Regions from separate parts of the Homo sapiens genome. Here region 2 is linked to region 1. A link is a loop called in an ENCODE intact Hi-C map of the cell type or tissue named here. Cell type or tissue: chondrocyte. All regions are shown on one strand. Each heading gives the region's core, and the rest is flanking DNA. Links, peaks and the distances in the headings are about the cores only.

The links. A loop is a pair of places that touch in the nucleus more often than their neighbours do. Peaks named below come from ENCODE experiments on the same cell type or tissue, not always from the same donor. Only the 100,000 strongest peaks of a DNase experiment are listed, where the experiment ranks them.
Region 2: a loop joins it to region 1, with 7 times the contacts of the local background. A loop is called at or near these places in 11 of 110 quality-filtered maps.

What each region holds. Positions count from the first base shown.
Region 1 is chr7:44,849,631-44,864,937 of GRCh38, forward strand. No RefSeq gene overlaps it. Among named protein-coding and RNA genes, the nearest start is that of H2AZ2-DT, 8.8 kb to the left of the region's middle. In chondrocyte, for the core only: CTCF peaks have their summits at 7,491 (motif pointing right), 8,759 and 8,964; no DNase peak of the experiment used is centred there.
Region 2 is chr7:44,959,766-44,971,957 of GRCh38, forward strand. MYO1G (myosin IG) reads right to left here. Exons shown (of 22, transcript NM_033054.3): 7 at 11,908-12,024; 8 at 11,070-11,294; 9 at 10,827-10,972; 10 at 10,275-10,389; 11 at 9,940-10,110; 12 at 9,648-9,718; 13 at 8,119-8,193; 14 at 7,840-7,972; 15 at 6,907-7,073; 16 at 6,308-6,515; 17 at 5,872-6,095; 18 at 5,180-5,324; 19 at 4,650-4,754; 20 at 4,284-4,397; 2 more. The coding sequence ends at 2,974. Among named protein-coding and RNA genes, the nearest start is that of MYO1G, 13 kb to the right of the region's middle. RefSeq lists enhancers at 2,425-2,925, 6,293-6,392. In chondrocyte, for the core only: CTCF peaks have their summits at 3,306 (motif pointing left), 4,918 (motif pointing left), 7,898 (motif pointing right) and 8,098; DNase peaks (open chromatin) are centred at 2,951, 3,364, 4,369, 5,296 and 3 weaker places.

The DNA.
Region 1 (15,307 bases), core at 4,408-12,407:
GAGATGAAGTCTCACTCTGTTGCCCAGGCTGGATGGAGTGCAGTGGTGTGATCTGGGCTCACTGCAACCTCCGCCTCCTGAGTTCAAGCGATTCTCCTGCCTCAGCCTCCTGGGTAGCTGGGACTAAAGGCTCCCACCACCATTCCCCGCTAGTTTTTGTATTTTTAGTAGAAATAGGGTTTCACCATGTTGGCCAGGCTGGTCTTGAACTCCTGACCTCAAGTGATCCTCTCGCCTCAGCCTCCTAAAGTGCTGGGATTACAGGCGTGAGCCACCGCGCCTGGCCTGTTTCCACAATTAAAAAAGGCCCATCACCCTATCATGATCATCTCTATTACAGTCTGGACAATATGAGCTTTCTGGGAGAGCCAGCTTCATTTCATAACTGAAGAAATGGGCTTAGGTGAACTTAGTCATTTGCCTGAGACCGCATAGCCTGTAGATAACCAAGATACCAGCTCACATTTGTTCCAACTCATTCCAGCTTTAAATTCTTTCATTCTTTTCACAGTATGATGCATTGACTGTGCTAGAATGTGTTCTTGGTGTTGGTGAGTTAATAGTGAAAAAAACAAGTTTCTGCCTTAGTGGAGATTCTGTTGTCATAGGATTTTCCCAGGCTGGCACTTTAGAAATTTATATCCAGGCTGATGATAGCTGTTCCAAAGTTTGAATCAGGAGAAGCAACTTTGGGGAAGTGAGTCTTTAAAAAAAGGTAACTTAAATTCAAGAAGAGGAAGAGGGTGAGCTTCTAAGTAAGAATTTGGAAAAATACGGATGAAGGTACAGACAAGTGTGAGGAAGGGTGTCCAGTGAAATAGGAAGGAATGGAGCAATGTGCCCAGATTAATAGAAGCCTCAAAACTAGGTAGAAGAGTGGAGTTACTTCAGTAAAAATAGCCATTGTTAATTCCTGCTCCTCTGTGTTTCTGGCCTCAGTGGATGGCATTACCAATCTACCAAGGCATAAGCCTGTGAGTTATTCCTTTAACAAATCACTCAGTGCCTACTGTTTGCAGGCACTGTGCTAGGTACTGAGGATTTGGTGATTAGCAAAATAGACATTGTCCTTGCCCTTGTGGTCCTCTGCAGCGGGAGTCAGATGTTAAAGAAATAAACAAATACCATATGTGAATTATAATAAGTTCAAGTGTGCTGAAGGAAAAGAACAGGGTGCTTTAAGAGAGAAACAGGGAATGTAGTTTAGCTGGTGTGGGTGGTCCACAAAGAGCATGCAGGCTGGGCGTGGTGGCTCACTCCTGTAATCCCAGCAATTTGGGAGGCCAAGGTGGGTGGATCATCTGAGGTCAGGAGTTCGAGACCAGCCTGGCCAACATGGCAAAACCCTGTCTCTACTAAAAATGCAAAAATTAGCCAGGCGTGGTGGCGCATGCCTGTTATTCCCAGCTACTCAGGAGGCTGACGCAGGAAAATCACCTGGGCCCAGGAGAGCCTGGGAAGCGGAGGCTGCAGTGAGCTAAGATTGCGCCACTGCACTTCAGCCTGGGCGACAGAGCAAGACTCCACTCCATCTCAAAAAAAAAAAAAAAAAGAAGAGTTGCCCTTGTGAAGGGGGGCTGAAAGAAGTGTCCAATAATGTATGAGAAAGCACCTAGCACTGTACCTAGCACATAATATCCAATAAATGTTAACTTCCTTCCTTAACAGGAAAATCATTTTCTCACCACTCTCTACCCCTCAGCCTTCATGTCATTGATTCAGATTTTGATGAAAGTGGAGTTAGGTTGAAAAAGACTGGTTCTCATTGTAGATAATAGTAATCCTTTCACTGATTTATATATCATCACTAAATTATATCATCACTGTAAACACAGATGCCAGAAAAAAGTCTGCCTACTAACAGTTTTATAAACCAAGTGTGTTAGTAAAATTTAGTTTCTAGTGAACTAGGGTAACAAAAAAGGCAAAGATGAGCTCATGAAGAACACCAGTCTAACCAGAAAATGTTATGTATTAGCATCTATAAATGATAAACTACAAACATTGACAAATTATTCAACTTTGGGCTGGGGATGGTAGCTCATGCCTGTAATCCTAAAGCTTTGGGAGGCCAAGGCATGAGTCACCAGGGCAGGAGTTTGAGACCAGCCTGGGCAACATGGCAAGACTCCACTTCTACAAAAATTAAAAGAAAAAAATTAGCTGAGTGTGTGGCACATGCCTGTGATCCCAGCTAGTTGAGAGGCTGAGGTGGGTAGAGAACTTGAGCCCACGAGTTCAAGGCTGCAGTGAGCTATGTATGATTGTGTCACTGCTCACCAGACAGGCAACAGAACCAGACTGTATCTCTAAAAAAAAAATTATTCAATGTTGCTGGATTTAACCCAGTAATATATAGTATAATTGTTCTCAAAGTGTGATCCTTAGACCACCAGCATCAGCATCACTTGGAACTTGTTAGAAATGTATTCTCACCACCACCCCAGACCTGCTGAATCTGACACTGAGGGTGGGACCTACAAGCGCTCCAGGGGATTCTGGTGCATACTGAAATTTAAGAACCACTGGTATAGTATATGCTGCAGTGCACAGTCCAGAGCCCACGTATTCCTTATAAAACTGGAGCACTTGGCCAGGTGTGGTAGCTCATCCCTGTAATCTCAGAACTTTGGGAGGCTGAGGTGGGCAGATCACCTGAGGTCAGGAGTTCCAGACCAGCTTGGCCAACATGGTGAAACCCCATCTCTACTAAAACAAAAATTAGCTGGGTGTAGTGGCATGCGCTTGTAGTCCCAGCTACTCTGGGAGGCTGAGGCAGGAGAATCACTTGAACCCAGGAGGTGGAAGTTGCAATGAGCCGAGATGACGCCACTGCACTCCAGCCTGGGCAACAGAGCAAGACTCTGTCTCAAAAAAACAAAAACAAAAAAACTGGAGCACTTATTTAGCTCCTGGAAGTGTTGACTGATCATTACTCAGGGATCTCTACCCAGGAATTGGACTTGGCCAAAGGAAGCTGTATCGCCCAAGTTTACACTCCTTTTTAGGGGGCCTACCTCCAGTGACTGGTGGATGTAGGATATAGTGCCTAGCTCTTTTGCCTTAATTTGAGACAATTCTGAAGGGCCATTCCAGCTCCAGAGTTTCTTGTGTGATTAGTTTTGACTTGATCTAACTGCATTGAAGTTCAACTTCTGCGTAATCCTACTTCCTCTATTTTCTCCTAGTAATGTCCCCAAGAGCATTCCATACTATTACCTCTTGAAAGCAAATCCCATTTGTTTCCTGGGAAACCTGAACTAAGACAATGACTTTTCTCTGCAAAAATGTAGTCAATTTTTGAGTAGGCAAGATATTCACACGTACAAAATTTCAAAATGTACAAAGGGTATACAGTGAAAAGACTCCCCTGGTGCAGTGGCTCATGCCTGTAATCTCAGCACTTTAGAGGTTAAGGCAGGAGGATCGCTTGAGCCCAGGAGTTCGAGACCAGTGTGGGTGACATAGTGAGACCCACATCTCTGTGAAAAATAAAAAAAATAAGCCGGGCGCGGTGGCTCACGCCTGTAATCCCAGCACTTTGGGAGGCCGAAGCAGGCAGATCACGAGGTCAGGAGATCGAGACCATCCTGGCTAACGCGGTGAAACCCCGTCTCTACTAAAAATACAAAATATTAGCCGGGCGTAGTGGCGGGCGCCTGTAGTCCCAGCTACTCGGGAGGCTGAGGCAGGAGAATGGCATGAACCCGGGAGGCGGAGCCTGCAGTGAGCCGAGATTGCGCCACTGCACTCCAGCCTGGGCGACACAGCAAGACTCCGTCTCAAAAAATAAAAAAATTAAGAAAATAAGCCAGGCATGGTGGCGTGCACATGTAGTCCCAGCTACTCAGGAGGCTGAGGGAGAAGGATCACTTGAGCCCAGGAATTTAAGGATGCAATGAGCTGTGATTGTGCCACTGCCTTCCAGCCTGAGTGAGAGCAAGACTCATACACACAGACACACAAACTCCTCCCATCCTTGCCCTTAGTCATCAGTTTCACCTCTGCAGAGGTGTTGCTGATACAGTGAAGTGTGTTAGCATTTAGAGACTTCAGACTTAAAGATTACTATACATAGATTGCAGGAGCTTTTTATCCCTGTGTTCACTTTTAAATTCCATTTTAATGCTGCAGTGCTCTTCAAAATATCACAAAGACTGTAAGAGACAGAAATTTTCTTTTGGCTATTCCTTTTTTTTTTTTTTTGAGACGGAGTCTCGCTCTGTCGCCCAGGCTGGAGTGCAGTGGCGCGATCTCGGCTCACTGCAAGCTCCGCCTCCGAGGTTCACGCCATTCTCCTGCCTCAGCCTCCCGAGTAGCTGGGACTACAGGCCCCCGCTACCACGCCCAGCTAATTTTTTTTTGTATTTTTAGTAGAGACGGGGTTTCACCGTGTTAGCCAGGATGGTCTCGATATCCTGACCTCGTGATCCACCCGCCTTGGCCTCCCAAAGTGCTGGGATTACAGGCGTGAGCCACCGCGCCCGGCCTCTTTTGGCTACTTTTGTAAAGGATAGCCAAATTCTCCTTTTTAAAGTACAGTCATGCATTGCTTACTGATGGGGATACCTTCTGAGAAATGTGTCATTAGGAAATTTCATCATCATGCTCACATTATAGAGTGTACTTACACAAACCTAGATGGTATATATAGCCTACTAGACACCTAGCTATATGGCATAGCCTGTTGTTCCTAGGCTACAAATCTGTACAGCATGTTACTAGTGCTGAATACTACTGTAACATAATGGTAAGTATTTGTATACCTAAACATAGAAAAGGAACAGTAAAAATACAGTATAAAAGATACAAGGCTGGGCTGGGGTGGCTCATGCCTATAATCCCAACACTTTGGGAAGCTGAGGTGGGCAGATCACCTGAGGTCAGTAGTTCGTGATTAGCCTGGCCAACATGGTGAAACCCCATCTTTACTAAAAATACAAAAATTAGCTGGGTGTGGTGGCACATGCCTGTAATCCCAGCTACTGGGGAGGCTGAGGCAGGAGAATCGCTTGAACCTGGGAGGCAGAGGTCGCAGTGAGCCGAGATCGTGCCATTGCACTCCAGCCTGAGCAACAAGAGCGAAACTCTGTCTCAAAAAACAAACCAACAAACAAAAACCCCAAAAAAGATACAAAATAGTACACTTGTATAGGGCACTTACCATAAATGGAGCTTGCAGGACTGGAAGTTGCTTTGAATGATTCAGTGAGTGGGTGGTGAATGAATGTGAAGGCCTAGGACTTTATACTGTATAGTACTGGAGACTATGAACAGTGTGCATAGGCTCCTCTAAATTTATAAAAATATTTTTCTTCAATAATAAGTTAACCTTAGCTTACCATAACTTTTTAACTTTATAAACCTTTACATTAAAAAATTTTTTTGAGTTTTTGTAAAACACTTAGCTTAAAACACAAATACCTTGTATGACTGCACAAAATGTTTTATTTCTTCATATCCATATTCTGTAAGCTTTTTGCTTTTTATTGAGAAGGGATTTTACTCTGCCACCCAGGCTGCAGTGCAATGGCGCAATCTCAGCTCACTGCAATCTTCGCTTCCTGGGCTCAAGTGATTCTCTCACCTCAGGCTCCTGAGTAGCTGGGACTATGGGCACAGATCACCAGGCCCGGCAAATTTTTGTATTTTTTGTAGAGACGGGGTTTCACCATGTTGCCCAGGCTGGTCTCCAACTCCTGGACTTAAGTGATCCTTCCCCTCTTGGCCACCCAGAGTGCTGGGATTACAGACCCGTGAGCCATGGCACCTGGTCTATTTTTAATTAAAAAAAATTGTTTTTTCACTTTTAAAAACTTGTATGTTAAAAATGAAGAAACAAACACACATATTAGCCTTGGTCTATACAGGGTGAGGATCATCAATATCACTGTCTTCCAGCTCCACATCTTGTCACACTGGAATGTCTTCAAGGGCATTAACACATATGGAGCTGTCATGTCCTGTGATAACAATGCCTTCTTGTGGATCCCTCCTGAAGGACCTGCCTGAGACTGTTTTACAGTTCTTTTTTTATGAGTAGAAGGAGTACACTCTAAAATAATGATAAAGGGCCAGGCGTGGTGGCTCACGCCTGTAATCCCAGCACTTTGGGATGCCGAGGTGGGCGGATCACTTGGGGTCAGGAGCTTGAGACCAGCTTGGCCAACATAGTGAAACCCCGTCTCTACTAAAAATACAAAAATTAGCCGGGCGTGGTGGCAGATACCTGTAGTCCCAACTACTCGGGGGAGCTGAGACAGGAGAATCGCTTGAACCTGGGGCGGAGGTTGCAGTGAGCTGAGATCGAGCCACTGCACTCCAGCCTGGGCGACAGAGCGAGACTCTGTCTCAAAAAATAAAAAATAAAAATAAATAAAATATTGATAAAAAGTACCAGTAACTACTGGGCGCGGTGGCTTATGCCTGCAATCCCAGCACTTTGGGAGGCCGAGGCTGGCAGACACCTGAGGCCAGGAGTTCGAGACCAGCTGCCCAACATGGTGAAACACTGTCTCTCTAAAAATACAAAAATTAGCTGGCATGGTGGCACACGTCTATAATTCCAGCTACTCAAGAGGCTGAGGCAGGAGAATCGCTTGGACCTGGGAGGTGGAGGTTGCAGTGAGCCGAGATAACACTACTGCACTCTATCCTGGGCCACAGAGCAAGATTCTGTCTCAAAAAAAAAAAAAAGTATCAGTAACATAGTTTTTTATTATCATTAGCAATTATATATTGTACATAATTGCAAGTGCTATACTTTTATACAACTGGCAGCCAGTAGGTTTGTTTACACAAGCATCACCAGAAACGTGGGTAATGCCTGGCACTAAGAGGTTATAATGGCTAAGATGGTTATGATGTCACTAGGCAATAGGAATTTTTCAATTTCATTGTAATCCTATGGGGCCACAAATAAATGCCCTATGTGGCACATGACTGTATTATTATTATTACTATTATTTTGTAAAAATTCCTGGAAAGGTTTAGGGCAGATTGCAGTGGCAAGGCAGCTACTCACATGAGCCAGAACCTGCCCAATTTTTCTTTCTTTTTTTTTTTTTTTTGAGACGGAGTCTCGTTCTGTCACCCAGGCGGGAGTGCAGTGGCGCCATCTCGGTTCACTGCAAGCTCCGCCTTCCGGGTTCACGCCATTCTCCTGCCTCAGCCTCCGGAGTAGCTGGGACTACAGGTGCCCGCCACCACACCCGGCGACTTTTTTTTTTTGTATTTTTAGTAGAGACAGGGTTTCACCGTGTTAGCCAGGATGGTCTCGATCTCCTGACCTTGTGATCCGCCCGCCTCAGCCTACCAAAGTGCTGGGATTACAAGCGTGAGCCAGTGAGCCTGGCCCAAGCCTGGCCAGTTCTAAATGAGGTCAATCAGGATGCACCCACCCTTCTATACTCAGCTGTGATGCCTGGGACTCTGCAAAACACACTTCTGCTTTGCCTTTGCTTCCCTGCTAGGCTTTGCCAATAGGGGGAACTAGAGGGAAATGGAAAGACTGAAGGCGCCCTCCAGTCCGCTTTCTGTTTCTCTGAGTGTCACTTATTCAGGACTTCACTCTGGCTGGAGCAGTTCGTTAGGTAGCAGCAGCTGACTCAGTTTTTCCAACTCTTGAAAAGCCAGCCTAATTGTCTCTAACCCCCTCACCAGCACCAGCCGGCTCCTTCCTCAGAGGTTTGAGTTGCAGCTCTAGAGGTCCCTTTCTCTAGGTTTCTAAGATTTTCCCTTTGATTTTTTCAAGGTAGCTGCTAGTTGCTACCTCCATGACACCTTAGAGTTCTCTTTTTACCCTTTAGTAGTTAACTATAGATATATGATCATATATGTAGTTATATATAGTATATATAGTTATATATATATATATATATATATATATATATATTTTTTTTTTTTTTTTTTTTTTTTTTTGAGACAGAGTCTCACCCTGTCACCAAGGCTGGAGTGTAATGGCGAGATCTCGGCTGACTGCAACCTCTGCTTCCTGGGTTCAAATGATTCTTCTGCCTCAGCCTCCCCAGTGGCTGGGATTACAGGCGCCCACCACCACGCCCAGCTAATTTTTGTATTTGTGGTAGAGACGGGGTTTCACCATGTTGGCCAGGCTGGTCTCGAACTGCTGACCTCATGATCCACCCGCCTTGGCTTCCCAAAGTGCTGGGATTACAGGTGTGAGCCACCGCGCCTGGCCCTAGTAGTTAACAATATTATACCCAGTTAATGATATCTTATATTGTCTCTGTTCAGATAAGTGATGGGCTGGGCACAGTGGCTCATGTGTGTAATTCCAGCACTTAGGGAGGCGGAGTTGGTGGTAGGAGGATCCCTTGAGCCCAGGAGTTTGAGACCAGCCTGAGCGACAGAGTGAGACCCTGTATCAAAACAAAAAAACATTGTATTTTCTGGAACCTGAATGAATGTTGACTGATACAGCATATGATTTTGTTTTGTTTTGTTTTTAAACTTTCTCTTATCAAAAACTTTAAGCTCATATGAAAGTAAAACAAATAGTGCAGTGAACCTGGCATCACTCAGCTACAATAATATCTCATGGCCTCTTTTACTTTATTTTATATTCTCATTTATTTTGCCCCATTTTCAACTGGGTATGTTGAAGTAAATTTAAAGTAAATTGGCAACAAATGTTTTTACAAGAAAATTGTTTCTTTAAAAAAAACTTGGGTCACTAGAATTTGTACAATGTGCATGCATTACCTATTTTATCCACTAGCAATGCACAAATGGAAAATGAAACTTTTTTTTTCTCTTGCAGAAATGTAACTTGTATATATTTTTTTCCTTTTTTTTTTTGAGCCAGAGTCTCACTGTGTCGCCCAGGCTGGAGTACAGTGGCAGGATCTTAGTTCACTGCAACCCCTGCCTCCCATGTTCAAGCGATTCTCCTGCCTCAGCCTCCTGAGTAACTGGAACTACAGGTACCCGCCACCATGCCTAGCTAATTTTTTTGTATTTTTAGTAGAGACGGGGTTTTGCCATGTTGGCCAGGCTGGTCTCAAACTCCTGACCTCAAGTGATCCGCCCGCCTTGGCCTCCCAAAGTGCTGGGATTACAGGCGTGAGCCACCCCACCCAGCCTGTTTCATCAAATTTATATGCTACAAAATAGTAAGCCCTCTCAATTTCACTCCATTCCAGTACAGAATATAATGGGTTTTTTTTGTTTTGTTTTTTGTTTTTTTTTGAGACAGAGTCTTACTCTGTCACCCAGGCTGTAGTGCAGTGGCTGCCATTTCAGCTCATTGCAACCTCTGCCTCTCAGGGTCAAGTGATTCTCCTCCCTCAGCCTCCAGAGTAGCTGGGATTACAGGCATGCGCCACCACACCCAGATAATTTTTGTACTTTTAGGAGAGACGAGGTTTCGCCATGTTAGCCAGGCTGTCTCAAATTCCTGACCTCACGTGATCTGCCAGCCTCAGCCTCCCAAAGTGCGGGGATTACAGGCATGAACCACCACGCCTGGCCAGAATATACATTTATCCAATTAAAAATGGAAGTTCATTGCTTCGAGAGGCTGAGGTGGGAGGATTGCTTGAACCCAGGAGTTCAAGACCAGCCTGGGCAACATAGCGAAACCCCATCTCTACAATAAATACAAAAAGTTAGCTGGGTGTGGTGGTGGTCCCTGCCTATAGTCCCAGCTACCCTGGAGGCTGAGGTGGGAAAATCACCTGAGCCTAGGAGGTTGAGGCTGCAGTGAGCCAAGATCGTGCCACTGCACCCCTGCCTGGTGACAGAGTAAGACCTGTCTCAAAAAAAAAAAAAAAAAAAAGTTGCATTACAAGATTTTTTCCATAAGCCAAGGTATTTCAGAGTGATTTATCATTATTTTTTCAAGCTTTCCCTGCTAGGGATCAAGTCTAATGTCTTCCTGTTTGCAAGTATTGCTCTCAACACTTTGCAACTTAGTAAGGGCTCATAAACCGAAGTTTCTTTCTTTCCTTTTTTTTTTTTCTTTTAGATGGAGTCTCACTCTGTCACCCAGGCTGAAGTGCAGTGGCATGGTATCAGCTCACGGCAACCTCCACCTCCCAGGTTGAAGCAATTCTCCTGCCTCAGCCTCCTGAGTAGCTGGAATTACAGGTGCCTGCCACTGTGCCTGGCTAATTTTTGTATTTTTAAGAAAGACTGGGTTTCACTATGTTGGCCAGGCTGGTCTTGAACTCCTGACCTCAAGTAATCTGCCTGCCTTGGCCTCCTGAAGTGCTGGGATTACAAGCCTGAGCCACTGCTCCCGGCCTGAAGTTTCTTTCTTTTTTTTTTTTTCAGAGTCGGAGTCTCACTCTGTCACCCAGGCTGGAGTGCAATGTTTCAATCTCAGCTCACTCCAACCTCCACCTCCTGGGTTCAAGCAATTCTCCTGCCTCAGCCTCCCAAGTAGCTGGGATTACAGACACCCACCACCATGCCCAGCTAATTTTTGTATTTTTAGTAGAGGCAAGGTTTCACCATATTGGCCAGGCTGGTCTCTTGACCAGGCTGGTCTCGAACTCCTGACCTCGTGATCCACCTGCCGTGGCCTCTCAAAGTGCTTGGGATCACAGGCATGAGCCACCGTGCCTGGCCGAAGTTTCTTATCATTCTATTCATTCAATGCTCAGATGAAAGGTTCCCAATTGATTTTAAATAAAATACTATCAGCTGGGCGCAAGTGGCTCATCTGAGGTCAGGAGTTGGAGACCAGCCTGGCCAACATGGTGAAACCTCATCTCTACTAAAAATACAAAAAATTAGCTGGGCGTTGTGGTGGACGTCTCCAATCCCAGCTACTCAGGAGGCTGAGGCAGGAGAATCGCTTGAACCCGGGAGGCGGAGGTTGCAGTGAGCTGAGATCACACCCTTGGACTCCAGCCTGGGCAACAAGAGTGAAACTCCTTAATCAATCAATCAATCAATCAATAAAATACTACCAAAATTTAGAGGCTTCATTTATCAAAAATTTCAGTATAGGATAGGTTGATTTTCAAAGGCTTAAACATTTCTAAAAAGGATGATGGGCAAAACCTGCCATGCTGAAGTGCTTTTTAAAAATTTATTTATTTTTATTATTATTTTTTTTTGAGACAGGGTCTCTCTCTGTTGCCCAGGCTGGAGTGCAGTGGTGCAATCATAGCTCTCTGCTGCCTTGAAGTCCTGGGCTCACATGATTCTCCTGCCTAAGCCTCCCAATTAGCTAGGACTACAGATGCCTGCCACAATGCTAGCTAATTACAAAAAAATTTCTTTTATATAGATGAAGTCTTGCTATGTTGCCCAGGCAGGCTGGCCTCAAGCGTTCCTCCCAGTTAAGCCTCCCAAAGTGCTGAGATTGCAGGTGTGAGCCGAAGTGCTTTTTAGATTCAACATCTACTTTATCACAGCAATTTTGTAGGTTAGTTACTCAAAACTTGTTAAAATTTGGCTACTACATCTTCTATTTTAGTTGGTAAAATAAAACAGCTTGCTTGGACATTATTATGAATTATATGTACACTACATCCAATTCCAAGTACATTTATCCTCCATTGATTTCCTAATTCATTAAATACATTTTTGTATTACCATGATCTGCTCCACCCAACTTTGTATTATCACAAATACAATTTTAATTGTTGAACTTAAAAAAAATTTTTTTTAAGTTCCTGGGTACATGTGCAGAATGTGCAGGTTTGTTGCATAGATAAACATGTGCCATGATGGTTTGCTGCACAAATCAACCCATAGCCTAGGTATTAAGGCCAGCATGCATTAGATCTTTTTCCTAATGCTTTCCGTCCCTGCAATGCTTCCCCGACACGTTCCAGAATTGTTGGACTTTTAAACTAATTTCATAGTAACATTAAAATATCAGATTGTTTTACTTCAACACTGATTAAAAGAATTGAGTGAAAAATTTGAAACTTACCAGAATTAATGAAGTCAATTTTTCTATTTGAACCTGAATATGTTACTGATAAAACTGGCATCACATAACTGGAAGTTCTATGTAGTAACATATATCTAGTCTAGTCTGCATATTAAGAGCCGTGGCTTCACTTTTTGTATGGGCATAAGAAAACTCTGAATTGAAGATGAGAAGATGAGTGAAATTAATTAAAAACAGTCAATTTATTTAAGTAAAAAGTCTTGCTTCACAGAGTGATTTGTAAGTGTACCTTCTGTATTAATTGTATTAATTAAATCATTGTCTCTGGGTAATTTTTTTTTTTTTGAGACAGAGTTTTGCTCTGTCACCCAGGCTGGAGTGCAGTGGCACAATCTCAGCTCACTCAATGTCTGCCTCCTGGGTTCAAGTGGTTCTCCCGCCTCAGCCTCCCAAATAGCTGGGATTACAGGCACCCGCCACTATGCCCAGGTAATTTTTGTATTTTTAGTAGAGATGGGATTTCACCATGTTGGCCAGGCTAGTCTTGAACTCCTGACCTCAAGTGATCCACCCGCCTCAGCCTCCCAAAGTGCTGGGATTACAGACATGAGTCACTGTGCCTGGCCTCTGGGTAATGTTTATTTAAGATAATTGCTAAATTTTGAAGTAGATGCAGAAACTTCTACAGAAAATTTATGTCTACTGGATTTCCTGTGGTTATTGATCTTTTTATTTTTTGAGACAGAATCTCGCCCTGTCACCCAAGCTGGATTGCAGTGGCGTGATCTTGGCTTACTGCAACCTCTGCCTCCTGGGCTCAAGTGATTCTCCTGCCTCAGCCTCCTGAGCAGCTGGGATTACAGGCGCCTGCCACCACACCTAGCTAATTTTTGTATTTTTAGTATAGATGGGTTTTCACCATGTTGGCCAGGCTGGTCTTGAATTCCTGACCTCAAGTGATCCACCAGCCTTGGCTTCCCAAAGTGCTGGGATTACAGGTGTAAGCCACCACGCCCAGCCTGGTTATTGATCTTGATATGGCATTGATAGTAAATGTCAACAAAAAATTTGTGCAGGTTATACACAGAAATGGAAATTCAGTATTCACTTAGGTATTTTTTTAGACACCTTTTAAGCTCATTATTGAAGAAAGGGCTTATTGCAAAATAAAAAAATTATCAAATAACAAATATAGATTTCTACCATACAATAAGTGGTAAAATAGTTGTAGCAAGAACGTTTAGAATTCTCTCTGTACATGGTTCATACATCACTAGCCTATCATTTATTACTGATCCCAGATAGCAGCCTGAAAAACTTCTCCAACCACCACAACTACAGAAGGAATGAGCTCTTCCCAGCCACTCCAAGTGCACTGTTTTGTCAGCAAGTGCTGTCCATGCTGACTTGAGAGGAAAATGTTATATTGAGTTTGGGAGGGTCAAGCACAGGGACGTCATTGCTGGTCTTTTTTCAAATTTAACCAGGTGTTCAAGCGAGAACTCTGTTCATTGAGCACAATACTAGACCATGACAAGCTAGGAATACAAAGTAGAGGTCTAGTAAGCTAATCCCTGCTTATTCTAGTAAAAGTAAAAATCATATTACCTTGTAAAGACTGAAAAATCTGGGACAAATGCTAAACTGATGGCATACTGAGACAACAGACAAAATGGGACTGTCCAAGGCAAATGCTACTCATGGTAACGAAGAGGATGGATAGAGACAGAGTTAGGATCAAGATTTCTCAATCTCCATTTTATGTTATTTCAATTATTATTTATTATTTTATTTTATATTTTATTTATTATTTTTTTGGAGACAGAGTCCCACTCTGTTGCCCAGGGTGGAGTGCAGTGGTACGATCTCTGCTCACTGCAACCTCTGCCTCCTGGGTTCCAGCAATTCTCCCACCTCAGCCTCCTGAATAGCTGGGATTATAGGCACCTGCCACCATGCCCAGCTACTTTTAAAAAAATTTTTAGTAGAGATGGGTTTTGCCATGTTGGCCATGCTGGTCTTGAACTCCTGACCTCAAGTGATCCACCTGCCTCAGCCTCCCAAAGTGTTTGGATTGCAGGTGTGAGCCATCGTGCCTGACCTGTTATTTCAATTTTGAACCATGCAAATGTATTATCTATTTTAAAGTTAGACTAAAAAAAGAAAAAAAGACATAGAATAGTGTATAGAATGCCAACATCTGTGGGCATCTGTTTATATAAAAAAAAAGACCTACTTATTTATAATTTACTTTATTTATTTATTTTTTTGAGATGGAGTCTTACTCTGTCACCCAGTCTGGAGTGCAGTGGCGCAATCTCAGCTCACTGCAACCTCTAGTCTCCTGGGTTCAAGTGATCGCCCTGCTTCAGGCTCCCAAGTAGCTAGGACTACAGGCATGTGCCACCATGCCTGGCTAATTTTTTTTTTTTTTCGTAGAGATAGGGTTTTACCATATTAGCCTGGTCTTCAACTCCTGAGCTCAGGTAATCCACCTGCCTCAGCCTCCCAAATTGCTGGGATTACAGGTATAATTTACTCTTTTTAAACTAGCAGTCTCCAATGTTTTTGGCACCAGGGACCGATTTCATGGAAGACAAATTTTCCATGTCCTAGGCGGGGGGATGGTTTGGGGATGATTCAAACGCATTACATTTATTGTGCAATTTATTATTATTACATTGTGATATATAATGAAATAATTGTACAATTCATCATAATGTAGAGTCAGTGGGAGCCCTGAGCTTGTTTTCCTGCAATTAGACAGTCCCATCTCAGGGAGGATGGAAGACAGTGACAGATCATCAGGCATTAGATTCTCATACAGAGCACACAACCTAGATCCATTGAATGCAAAGTTCACAATAGGGTTTGTGCTCCTATGAGAATCTAATGCCACTGTTGATCTGACAGGAGGTGGAACCAGTGGGAACTCAGGCAGTAATGTTCACTCGTTGGCTGCTTACTTTCTGTTATAGGCCAAGGACCCAGTACTGGTCTGTGGCCCAGGAATTGGGGAACCCTGTTTTTAGTTTTGTTTTGTTTTTTGAGACGGAGGCTTGCTGTGTCACGCTGGAATGCAGTGGTGCGATGTCAACTCACTGCAACTTCTGCCTCCTGGGTTCAAGCGATTCTCCTGCCTCAGCCTCCTGAGTAGCTGGGACTACAGGCACACACCACCATGCCCAGCTAATTTTCGTATTTTTAGTAGAGACAGAGTTTCACCATGTTGGCCAGGATGGTCTCAATCTTGTGACCTTGTGATCTGCCCTCCTCGGCCTCCCAAAGTGCTGGGATTACAGGCATGAGCCACTGTGCCCAGCCGGGAACACTGTTTTAAACAATATTCTGAGGCTCTTCATATTTTACTTGTAGTCAGTGAAGAGAAGATCTAAAAATAAGGAAATGCCTTTGTCATTCCAAGTACAAAATTTC
Region 2 (12,192 bases), core at 525-8,524, 110 kb after region 1:
CGTGTGCCTGCACGTGCGGCCACAAGTGCTGACATCATCCCCCTCAGTGCCTCAGGCACGTCATGGAACCTCTGTTTTCTCACCAGTAACTAGGCAATGATGGTAACTCTCACCTCAAAGGTATTGGGTGGGGGATATTTGCAAAGTGCTGGAACTATGGTGCTTCGTGAGTTTTTCTATTCACTATAGTGAATGCTATGTATGGGTTTGTCAAAGTGGTGTGTGATGCATATGAACCTTCTGTCACTTTCCCCTTCCTAGCATGTCGTCCCATCCCTTGGGCTGGATCTCAGGACCCCAGGAACCACCTGTCAATTATGACCTTTTCCCCTCGAGGCTGTGGGCATGAGCAGGGAGTGCCCACCAGCAAGCTGGACCCCAGATGTGTCTCCCACTCTGGACTTCCCTGAAGTTATCACTTGTCACTAAGGCCCTCCACTCAGCCTGACAGTGGGGCTTCCTAAAGATCTGGGGGAGCTTTGGGCTCTCCTCCCACTCCCAGTGCACTAGGGAGGAGAATGTAGACAGGAAATGGGCAGATGCTGCTGGGCTCTCTGATGAGGTCACCTGCAGAGGGCAGAGGACCCACCTAATGTCTAGGACTGTGTAGGATTGTGTGATTGAAAGGTACCCTTCATGTCTGATTGTCCTGTGAGGGAGGTGCCTGGCCCAGTCCTGAAGCCACCTAAGCCAAGGACAGACTCCGGAGCTGGCTGTGTGGAGGCTTCTGGGGGCTTTTGGGTTGGGCTAGGAGAGAGCTGCCCTCCCCAGGACAGGAGCAGCAAGACATTGACCTGCAGGCCGGAGGTGACCCTGAGCCCCTACACCTGCAGGTGCCTAGCCATTCAACAGGAGAGGCCCCAGAAAGTACAGAGACTGGACAGTCCCAAACTGTCATATGCCACCCAAAGGCCCTGGTGGAAGACGTGAACCTGCCCACACAACAAAGTGGCAAACCAAGCCAGGGTGCTCTCTGAATTTAGGTTGCCCCATAAGAAGGAGAGCACAGCTCTGGGGGCACAGAGAACACCAACTGATGGAAAAGAGGAAGGAGCTAAAGGGCTGAGGGCTGAGGGGATTGAGGGGTCTGAGGGGGCTGAGGGCTGAGGGGCTGAGGGCTAAGGGCTGAGGGGCTGATGGGGCTGAGGGCTGAGGGGCTGAGGGGCTGAGGGGGCAGAGGGGCTCAAGGGGCTGAGGGCTGAGGGGCTGGGGCTGAGGGGGCAGAGGGGCTCAAGGAGGCTGAGGGCTGAGGGGGTTGAGGGGGCTGAAGGGGCTGAGGGCTGAGGGGCTGAGGGGTTGAGGAGGCTGAGGGGCTGAAGGAGGCTGAGAGATGAGAGGCTGAGAGCTGAGGGGCTGAGGGGGCTGAGAGGGCTGAGGGGCTGAGGGGGCTGAGAGGGCTGAGAGGGCTGAGAGGGCTGAGGCGCTGAGGGGTTGAGGGGGCTGAGGGCTGGGGGGCTGAGGGCTGAGGGGGGTAAGGGCTGAGGGCTGAGGGAGCTGAGGGTTGAGGGGCTGAGGGGGCTGAGAGGGCTGAGGGGCTGAGTGGTTGAGGGGGTTGAGGGGGCTGGGGGCTGGGGGGCTGAGGGCTGAGGGGGGTAAGGGCTGAGGAGGGAGCTGAGGGGGCTGAGGGGATGAGGGGTTGAGGGGACTGAGGACTGAGGGGCTGAGGGTTTGAGGGGGCTGAGCACTGAGGGGGTTGAGGGGGCTGGGGGCTGAGGGCTGAGGGGGTTAAGGGCTGAGGGCTGAGGGGCTGAGGGGGCTGAGAGGGCTGAGGGGCTGAGTGGTTGAGGGGGTTGAGGGGGCTGGGGGTCGGGGGGCTGAGGGCTGAGGGGCTGAGGGGTTGAGGAGGCTGAGGGCTGAGGGGCTGAGGGCCTGAGGGACTGAGGGCTGAGGGCTGAGGGGCTGAGGAGGCTGAGGGGGCTGAGGGCTGAGGGGTTGAGGGAGCTGAGGGCTGAGGAGCTGAGGGGTTGAAGGCTGAGGGGCTGAGGGCTGAGGGGTTGAAGGGGCTGACGGGCTAAGGGGCTGAAGGGGCTGAGGGAGCTGAGGGCTGAGGAGCTGAGGGGTTGAAGGCTGAGGGGCTGAGGGCTGAGGGGTCTGAGGGCTGAGGGGTTGAAGGGGCTGAGGGGCTGAGAGGCTGAAGGGGCTGAGGGGCTGAAGGAGGCTGAGGGCTAAGGGGTGAGGGGGATTGAGGGTGCTGAGGGGCTGAGAGAGCTGAGGGCTGAGGGGGCTGAGGGAGGCAGAGGGGCTGAGGGAGGCAGAGGGCTGAGAGGCTGAGGGCCTGGTGCCATGAGGGCCCCTGAGGGGCTGGCGGAGCTGCTGGAGGCTGAGGCTGGGGTAGGCCTGGAGATGGGGTGGTCAGCCTGGGGGCTGCAGGGGTCTCCCAAGGCCTCCCTGTGGGTCTTTCGAGGGCACAGGCCCTGCTCCCGGAGGCTGGGAGTTCTGGCCGCAGGGCCTGTCCTTCAGTTACTAGGCTCCAGAGGTCGGTCCCAGCGCCTCAGACACCCACATCCAGCAGGGACAGGGACAGCTCGCGGCTGGGATAGCGTCAGCCCTGGGCCACGGCGGCTTGGCACCACATCCCGTGACAGCTCTGTCTCCAGGCGTGCTCCCCAGCCCTGCCTGAAGATGAACCCCAAGCCCTCGCCAGTGGCCAGGTAGGAACAAGGCCAGGAGCCCTGTGGAGAGGAGCAGGGGACCACTGCGTGGACGGGGCAGGCTGGGGCACAAAGGGCACTGCTTCCTCTGGATAGCGCTAACTCCGAGAGCTCGGGCTCCTATCCCTAGCCGGGGCGCCTGGCCTCCTGCAGTCGGGTCCCCAGCGGGTGAGCCGGGCGCAGGTGGACCTGACCGAGGAGGCGGCCGGAGCCCCTGCGGGTGAGGCGGGAGCGGCGAGCAGGAGGGCTGACTCAGAAGGTTTATTTGCAGCGCTGGCGGGGCGGACAATTGGCGGCCTCGGGGTGCGGCGGGTGCGGGCGCTCAGCGGCTGGGCCAGAGCAGGGTGAAGGAGCCGCGAGCGCAGCGGAAATCGGGCTCTGGCTGCTCCGGCCTGGGCTCCACGGAGATGAGGCGCCGGACCCCGCGATGGCTTAGTGGGATGCAGTCGGAGACGCGAACCTCCAGGGTGCGGCCCTCCCTGCGGCAGGAGGAGGGGTCAGGGCGGCCACGCGGCCGGGGCTTCGTGCCCGCTACCGCCCAGCCTGCACTCACCCCTGGCAGTGTGCGGCCAGCACGCCCACCAGCTCCCCAACGCGGTTGTCCAATGGCGGCCGGGAGCGGTGCAGGCACACCACGAGGTCGTCCTGGCCGCGGGCGTGCAGCACCACCAGCTGGTCTCCTCCGCTGGTCACGCTCAGCCCCGTCACCTGAGCGGAGCGCGGGGTCAGAGTGCAGCCGCCTCAACCCGCACCCCAGCCTAGCCGGACTCACCCCCTCCCCAGGAAGCCTCTGCCGAACCCCCAACCGCACCCGGGGAGCGCCGCCCTCGCCAGGGCCACCAGCCCCCCACCGCCCCCTCCTCCCTCTCGGGGCCCTGCTGACAGGGGGAAGCTTGGGCGGGACGCTGCACAATACGATTTTCTCCAGGACTGATGGTTCTAGATCCTTGCTGTCCAACAGGGCCGCCACTGCTCACCTGTGGATGCTAAGCCCTTGCATGTGCTACTGCCTGGAGGAGCCGTTTTTAGTTCTAGGTCACTTTCACTGCATTTAAACAACCACGCCGGCTTTGGGCTGTGGCATTACACAGCAAGGCACTCACCGCCCTTTCTATTGGGACAGTCATGGGACCCCTGAAACTGTGGGAGACCCAGAGGTAGCCTGGCCTTGATCCCTACCCCCGTCTTGTGGGAAAGAGAATTTATGGGAACAGCAGCTGCTAATGAAGGGAGCAAGTAGGCCACAGAGCTCGGCAGAAGGTTCCGGAGTGGCCGGGACGGTATCCCACAGGAGGCCCAGAACATTGTGGTGGGTACTCAGGTCCCAGAATGCCCAGGTGGGAGAACCCCAGTTGGGCACAAGTTGGAAGAGGGGACCATTTGGCTTGGCTAGAGTGTGAGAGTGGGGGTGGGGGGTGACTGGGCTGGTGGGGATCACAGGATGGGACCTTTCACTCTGTGGGCGTGGGAAGCCACTGCAGGATTTTCAGCACGGGTGCCACCATCGCTGAGTTTTAGGATGGTCTGGGCCATCTCAGGTAAACAGGGGAGAGAAGACTGAGGCAGGACTCTGAGCAGCCCAGCAGTGCCCCTCACAGATGCTGCACCCTACTCCCCACCCACATTGCTCACCGCCTCAAGGGGCACGGCCCGCATCACCCGGTACTGCCGGTCAGGGTCCAGCTTGTAGAGGTGCTGGTCTGTGAGCAGGAGGGCCCGGTTCCGGATCTTGTGGAAGCGGTTCACCTGTGGGAGAGGTGGCTGGACCCAGGCTGGTGCTGCCCTGTCACCCACCAGGGCCCCAGGCTTCGGCAGTCCCTACTGCCTCCCCTCCCCGCTGGCGACAGTTTTGGGAGTGTCAGGAGCAGCTGGGCCTGGGCTGGGGTTGCCTCCATTTTCTCCCAAGTGCCCCCCCAAAACTCTGCACCAGCTTCTAACCTTGCAGACGTGGCTAGAAAAAGAGCACAGCCCTGAAGCCATCCTTGTCCCTTGTCTAACCTTGCGGACATGGCTTGAAAAGAGCACAGCCCCGAAGCCATCTTTGTCCTGAAGTGTCTTTAGTCGCTGAGCAAACAGGCTTGATGCTGTGGGATTGTCAGTGGCCTGAGGACAGATGGAGGGGAGGGGGCGCTGCTTGGGATTGAGTCATGGGACCAGACTCAATTGATAGCAGCTGTCTGTGAATCAGCATAGCTATCCTTCATCTCGGGAAACTGAGTCACACAGACTTGTGCGTGAGCTGAGCAGCCCTGGATTTCCTGAGGGCACAGAGCCCTCTTGTGTTGACTTCTAGGCTGCATCTGAGCCTGGCCCTCCTGTCATCCACACCCACCCCCGAAGGCCACTGCTCCTGAAGCCCAGGATGAGACCTTGCAGAGCTCTGGTGGGGGCTGAGGTACAGGGCCACCAGGACAGACAACCCCAGGCCTGGGAGAGGACATCTGAGGGGACCTGGTCACAGCATTAGCCGAGAGCCCTCTTTGGCAGCCCACTTCCCCCTGGCAGCCCTGGACTCGCCTGGCACTTACAGAGGACAGGTAGTCTCGGGCCCAGGCCCGTCGGCAGCCCCAGTCCTGACGAAGCCCTTGCAGGGCCCCCATGGCGGCCACCTTGGCCTTGATCTGGGGCATGTCTGAAGGGGGGATGTTCTTCACCAGCTGCCGGGCCCGCCACCTGGGAGAGGGCATGTAGTCAGACAGATGCTGGCCATGTGTTCATGTGCTCCCTGAGCCCCCTCTCCACAGAGGAAGCTGAGCCCTCAGCCTGGTGCTGCCTGCCTTTCATGTCCCAACCTCTGCCGGCCTCTCTGGCCTTGGCCCCTTGTGCCTAACGCTTGTTCCTGGAAGGTGACCCAGGGACCAGCAGTCGCCCAGTGTCCTCCTGTTCTGAGCATGCTCTGTGCCCCTCCTTCTGGAGAACTCCTACTCAGCCCTCAAGACCCCGCTCAGATGCAGAATCCCCTTACTTCCCAGCCCTAATGGGCCTCCCCCTGCAGGCTGCAGCCCTGGACCTTGAATGCCCACCACAGTACCCAAGATGGTCAGGGCTCTGCACCAACTGTGGGACATGAGCAGTCAGCTAATGTGGCATAGCATCCACCTTCCCACCTATCAAGGGGGCTGGTGTATCTCCCATCCAGGCACTGCAGGCCCGGGATGATGGGTTAAGGTATTCAGTGGATGCCAGCTGAATGGAATGTGTGGTGGGCTGAGAGTAGTACCTGCAGAAGAGTGCGTGGCAGGTGTCCTGGAAGGGCTGCAGCACAGCAGGGGGCAGCGGCCACACAAGGTCACGCCCGTAGAGTGGCGGCTGCCTTGCAGCCTGGAATCGCCGCTGCAGCTCAGCCAGGTGAGCCCGCACCTTGTGTCTCCGGAACCAGCGCATGATGGTGTAGATAGCCCTCAGCCTCCGGCAGCGCCACCTCGCCAAGGTGCCCCGCCATGCCTGGGTGGGCCAGGTGGGATGGGATACGCAGTCAAATTCAATCAGGCCCTAACCCTTAGACCCAAACCTGGCCCTGAGCATTTATTGAGCACTCCCTGGCCTGTCTCCATCAAGCAGAGACTCCTGTGAAACTTACAAGTGTGTTTGTGGCCCCTGGGACACAAGCTTTCCCCACCTCCATAGTGGATGTCTTCCTGCCCCGCCCACCTCACCTTCTGCAATAGCAGCACAATGATGGGGATGAGGCGGGCTCGGCTCTGCTCCAGTGTGACCAGTGTCCGGGGTGAGCGGATGAACAGCTTGCTGTGGCCAAAGGCCACGTCCCCCTGCAGCCCGTGCTGCTCCAGGAGAGCGCTCACGGCTGCCTTGTCGGAGCCCAGCAGGTGGTTGGGCCATGTGTATTCACAGGTCATCTTGTACCTGTCACCACAGGACAGGGCAGTGTGGCCCAGGCCTGGGGGAGAGATGATGGAGCCCACCCTGCCCACCCCACACCTGGGGAGATGGCAGGGATACAGAGTGTGTTCCTGGAGCACTTATGACACCTGTGCACATATGTCTTCCCATACACATGTCCTCACATACATGTCCTCACACAGCCCTCATACCCATGTTCCCACCTGTATGTCCCCACATGCATGTGCTCACACACATGTCTTCCCAGATATTTTGGTGTCTTGAGGCCAGCAGCGTGCTGGTTCCTGCTTGTATCGATGTTTGCGACGTGCTGTTTGGGGACCCTCTGCTCCTACCCCTTGGACTCCACACAGGGACTATGGCCCATGGAGTGATGGGTGTCAGGTGCCAGTACCTGAGCAGGAATCGAGAGTAGGGCTGGCGGGAAGCGAAGCCAGCCCTGCGGACCCTCACATTCTCCAGCAGCCCCAGGTATGCGACCTGGTGGCGACAGTGGTTCTCATCCAGCTTCCCAGCTACCTTGTCCTCATTGGGCTTGATGCAGCGGACGTAGAAGGGCTCCTGCAGGGACAGAGGGGACTTGGAGAGGGTCTGCGCCAGCAGCACTGTGCACCCTGCCCCACACCAGGGGCTTCCTAACCCCTCAAGGTCCCAGGCCAGGAGAAGAGTTGGGAACAAAGAAGGGAAATCAGCAGAACAAGGGCCCTGGAAGCCCTAAGTGCTGGGCAGAGGCCAGCAAGGCCAGGTTCAGAGCCAGGTTCCAGCCCCTGGTCGGGGGGTGGGGAGGTGGGCGTGGCAGGGGCAGGAGCAGGCCTCGCCCCATCTGCCTTCCTTCTCTCCTTCCAAAAGGGGCTGACATCTCTGGATGTTCTGTAGTTAAGCTCACCCTAACATGTCCTCTCCCTGACCCTTCACCTGTTCCTCTTCTGACTTTTGACCCAAAGCTCCCCAAGAAAGCTTGTGCCAGTTTCCTGTCTCTCTGGCCCCACCTGCCAGAAGAATCCTGGGTTTTTGCCAAGAGCTGGGCTGGGCCAAGCCAGCCTCTCAGCAGGGTCTCCCCAAACCCCTCCCTGTTCAAGAGACAATGGGGCGAGGAGAAGCCTGGGTTCCCCATGATTGATCAAGCCTCAGCCCAGCCCCTGAGGCCCCACATCTCACCTGTGCAGTGGGTGGGGTCCACTGCTGGAGCAGATGTGGCTCATACAGACAGGACAAGAACCCTCTCCCCACCACTATGATGTACAGAGGTGGTTGGGACCCTACTTGGCACCGAGGGCACAGAGAGAAGGATCCGGAACAGCCAGAGTGGGAGAGGGGTGGAACATACCTTGGAGGCAAGGTTCTCCACCAGGGCCACCATGGAGTTCTTGAAGAGTGTGCCAGCCGTCAGGGGGCGCTTGGTCACCTCTGTGATGTCCTGCTGCCCGTCCGGCCACATGGCCCGTAGAGTGGGGTCCGTGCTGCAGACACAGGCCGAATTCCCAGCCATCCTCTGGGAGAGCAGCCCCACCCACCCACGTCCTGACGCTAGTCAATGCCTGACCCCAGAGTCTCTGGGGCCCCAGGGCCCTGGCCCTCCCTATGGTGCCCAGCAAGCCGTGCTCACCTGTTGTACAGCAGCCGCTTGAAGTCCTGGAAGAGGAAATCTCTGTTCTTGTCGATGAAGCCTTCCACGGAGTACCTACCAGAAGCCAGGGCTGGTGAGGGAGCAGGGGCGGGGGCTGCCAGGCCAGAGTGCTAATGACCCCAGCAGCCCCCACTCTCTTCCCATCTGCCTCTGTTCCCATAGGTCAGTCTCTCTTCCTCCCTCTGCCTTGGCTCCTCTCCTCCTTCCCCCTCACACCTGCTTTCTCTTTCGTCATGTAAGACTCCCTCCCTCAGGAGACATTTCTCTCCTGGAAGATGAATCGAGTGGTTAAGCCCCCAGCTCTGAAGCCAAATGTCCTAGCACCGAGTCCTGCTTCTACCACATGCATGCTGTGTGACTTTGCCTAAGCCACTCAACCTCTCTGTGCTTCAGTGTACATCAGTTGCTCAGAACAGTGCCTACTGAATTTTGATAAACATCAGCGACTACAACTATGACTAGGAACTCCTGAGTCCTGGGCCTATTTTGATCTGTGGGCACTGAGAGCCTCAGAATCACTGTCTAGTTCTTGGACTGCTAGAAAGGTCAGTGCCAAATCTTGGCTCCAACTGCAGCACCTATGAAGGCTCAGGGAATGGATTTTTTTTTTTTTTTTTTGAGAAATAGTCTCACTCTCTTGCCCAGGCTGGAGTGCAGTGGTGCGATCTCAGTTCGCCACAACCTCTACCTCCCAGGTTCAAGCAGTTCTTGTGCCTCAGCCTCCCGAGCAACTGGCATTACAGGCACGCGTCATCGTGCCCGGATAATTTTTATATTTTTAGTACAGATGAGGTTTTGCCATGTTGGCCAGGCTGGTCTCGAACTCTTGGCCTCAGGTGATCCACCCACTTTGGCCTCCCAAAGTGCTGGGGTTACAGGCATGAGCGACCTCATGGGTGTAGATTTTGCGAACAGATAAAGGTAGATGATATTGGGCTGCTTTGTTGTCATCATCTATTCTATTCCCTCTCCTTGAGAAGTTCTCATGAAACACTTATACCTTGATGTGAGTCACCTTAAATCGTTTTGGGATGCGGCAAGCAACACATAAGTTAATAGCCATCATGACAACCCCTGAAGACACCTGGGCTTTGGCACTGGGAGCGTGGTCCAAGTATGGTAGCGAGGCCTCACCTGGGAGCTTGTTAGAAATGCAGAATCTTGGCCCCCCTGCACCTTCCACTCCCTCCCCACCCCCACATCACCAGCCTGAAGCCCCCCACCCCACAGATGCTGGTATAGGGTTGGGCCCAGACATGAGACGTGGGTATTTTTTAAAGGCTCCCAGAAGAATGCAGCCATGGTTAACCACTATCCTCAAACCCTGTTTCCTGCTCTTCACTTGTGAATCTGCTGTCCGGCATGTTTCAGTGTCTTAAAGGGGTGGGGGTGGCAGAAGTGGCCATAACACCTGTCTCCGAGCCACTCCCCTGAAGCGCTCCTGCCCCATGACACATGCCATGGTGCCTGTGGGAAAGCCAGGGATGTGGGTGGGAGGGGGCCCTTACGTGACGTCCCCTGCATAGTGCTTGATCCGGAAGTCTCGGCCAAACTCCATGGTCTTGTCTGTGGGGCAGAGCTATGGGGACAGGCTGAGGTCAAGGCACAAAAGGTATGTGGAGGGTCTGTATGAAGGGATAGCCCTGCCTCCCCACCTCCAGGGCAGAGAAGGTTGCCACAGTGACGACAATGGCACCAAAGCTGGGTCCCCAACCAGGCCCCACGAGGCATGGGCAGCATGGTGCCTGTGGGGCAGGTCCCACCAGCCCACTGTGGTGGCACTGGGACAGCCGGGGGCACCTGGCGGCTGGTGTAGTGTAGGTGATGGCGGTGGTGCATGTCCAGGGTCTGCAGGAAGATTCGGTCAGTGATGGTGCCAGCAGAGCTGCAGGCCTCGTCCAGCACGGCCAGGATGCCACGGTGGGGCCGCTCCACCAGATCCACAATGGTGGCGTTGTTGAAATACTCAACCTGGGGCAAAGGCAGCCAGCAAGGAAGCTCCCAAGGTCTTTCAGGCCACCTCCCCTCCTCCGCCCCACACTCAGCCACCTGTCAGGCCAGCCCGGGCCCCTCCCCATGGGCTGAGGCCCCTCCACACCCCACTGCCTGGCCTCCCTCCAGGCCACAGTGCTCACGCTCTGCCAGGTGATGCCCTCGCGCTCGTACTCTTCCTGTTCCTGCTTCAGGATGAGCTGGATGAATAGCTGCTGCAGCTTCTCGTTGCAGTAGTTGATGCAGAACTGCTCGAAACTGGGGGTGGGGTGGGCCTTTCAGAGGGGAGGTCGCTGCTTGTGGAGTGCATGGTAATGGGTGGCTGCTCCCCTGAACATCTCTGCTAATGTTCATTGAGGGTTCTGGTGCCAGCACCCTGTGTGGCTTCCCTGTGGCTTATGCATCCCTGCCCTGGACTCCTTTACCCCACCCACACCTCCTGCATGCACGTTCTGGAGTGGACTTGGGAGTCACAACCAGGAATTACTCATGCCCCGTAATTCTGCCTTCCATCAGGACATCAATGGTCAGAGGGTGCAGGTGAGGCAGGTTTGGGAGGCATGAGCCTTGGGCCCAGGGACCAGCCGGGAGAAACCCCAACATTCCTGCTGCCCAGCCCCAGCCGAGCTTTCCAGAACTAAGTGGGCAAAGCTGCTGGGTGTCAGAGGTGGAGATGTGGCTGGCCAGCCACCCACCTGTTGACGGGAAACACCTCGAAGCCATAGATGTCCAGCACGCCAATGACTGTGTCCTTGCCATCACGCCGAGGATCCCGGCCCCGGGGTTCCATGACACTGTTGATCCTGTTCACCACCCACTCAAACAGCCGCTGGTACACTGCCTGGGGGATAGGAACACCCTGCTTCCTGCTGCCTCTGGCCTGGCCTCCCCCATGAAGGCCTCCTGGGCTTCCCTCCCTGTGCCTGCCCCCAAAGTACCTTGGCACAGGCATCCCGGGCATAGCTGGCCTCAGCTGCAGTGTGGCCCTTCTCTATGAGTTCCCTGCCTCCCGAGGCAACTGTGCGAGCCAGCAGGGAGCGGAGCACGAGGTCCCGGGGTGTGGCCGTCAGCTCAGCCACATGGTCCACCAGTGCCTCCTCGGCCACTGCCAGGCCCTCCTTCTGCAGCCCACCCTCCTCCGTCTCCACAAACTCGATGTTTCCCTGGTGATGGGAAAACCATGAACAGTCCGGGCTCCATGTCTCAAAAGAGCCTGGACAACTTTGGACAAGAAGGAGGAAGGAAAGCAGGGGACATGGATGCGGTAGAGTACAGCTCCTTCTCAGACCAGCATGGTCAGCTGCTCACCATGGGCACAGACACAGCCAGAGACTGGGGGAAGGGGGCATGGGCACACCAGAGTCTCTGCCAAGGCCTCGAGGCCTCGAGTCCAAATGACATGTGAATGACCCCATCGCATCCTCCCACAGCCAGCGGAGCCCTGCACTACTTACTCCTCATGCCGCTTAGAGAGAACTGAGGCCAAGAGGCACTGAGTAAATGCAACCAAAGCCACACAGCTCATGACTGCACTAAGAGGCAGTCTGCATGATGCTCAGCTTTTACTGCGCCTGGCTGACCTGGCCCTAAGAATGGGGTCTGGACCATGTATCAACTGAGCTCATCACTCGAGCAGCTCAGCTTCTGCAGGAGAGGCAGTCAGCCTAGCACATTGCTGGGGCATCTCCAGCCAGTCTCCTCCTCATCCCTGGGTGCTTCCCAGCCAGGAAACCCTTGTGGGGAAGTAGCCCTCCCAGGCTTCTGAGCCAGGCTCACCAGGTGCAATATGGCAGCCAGGATGCGATGCACAGACTCCACCTCTTCAGGACTGAAGCCGATGACCCTCATGGCCTCGGTCACTGCCTGGTGGCTCTGCTCATCACTGTCCAAGGCCTAGGGTAGAAGGGATTCATCACTCCAAAGCCACACTGGGCCCAGGACACCTGTCTCCCTTGAGGCTTGATTCCTCCATCCTAGGCACCTGCTCACCCCTGTCCCCTGTCCCCTTCCTGAACCTGATTACTCCAGCCTAAGCACCTGCTCACCCCTGCACTCTGTCCC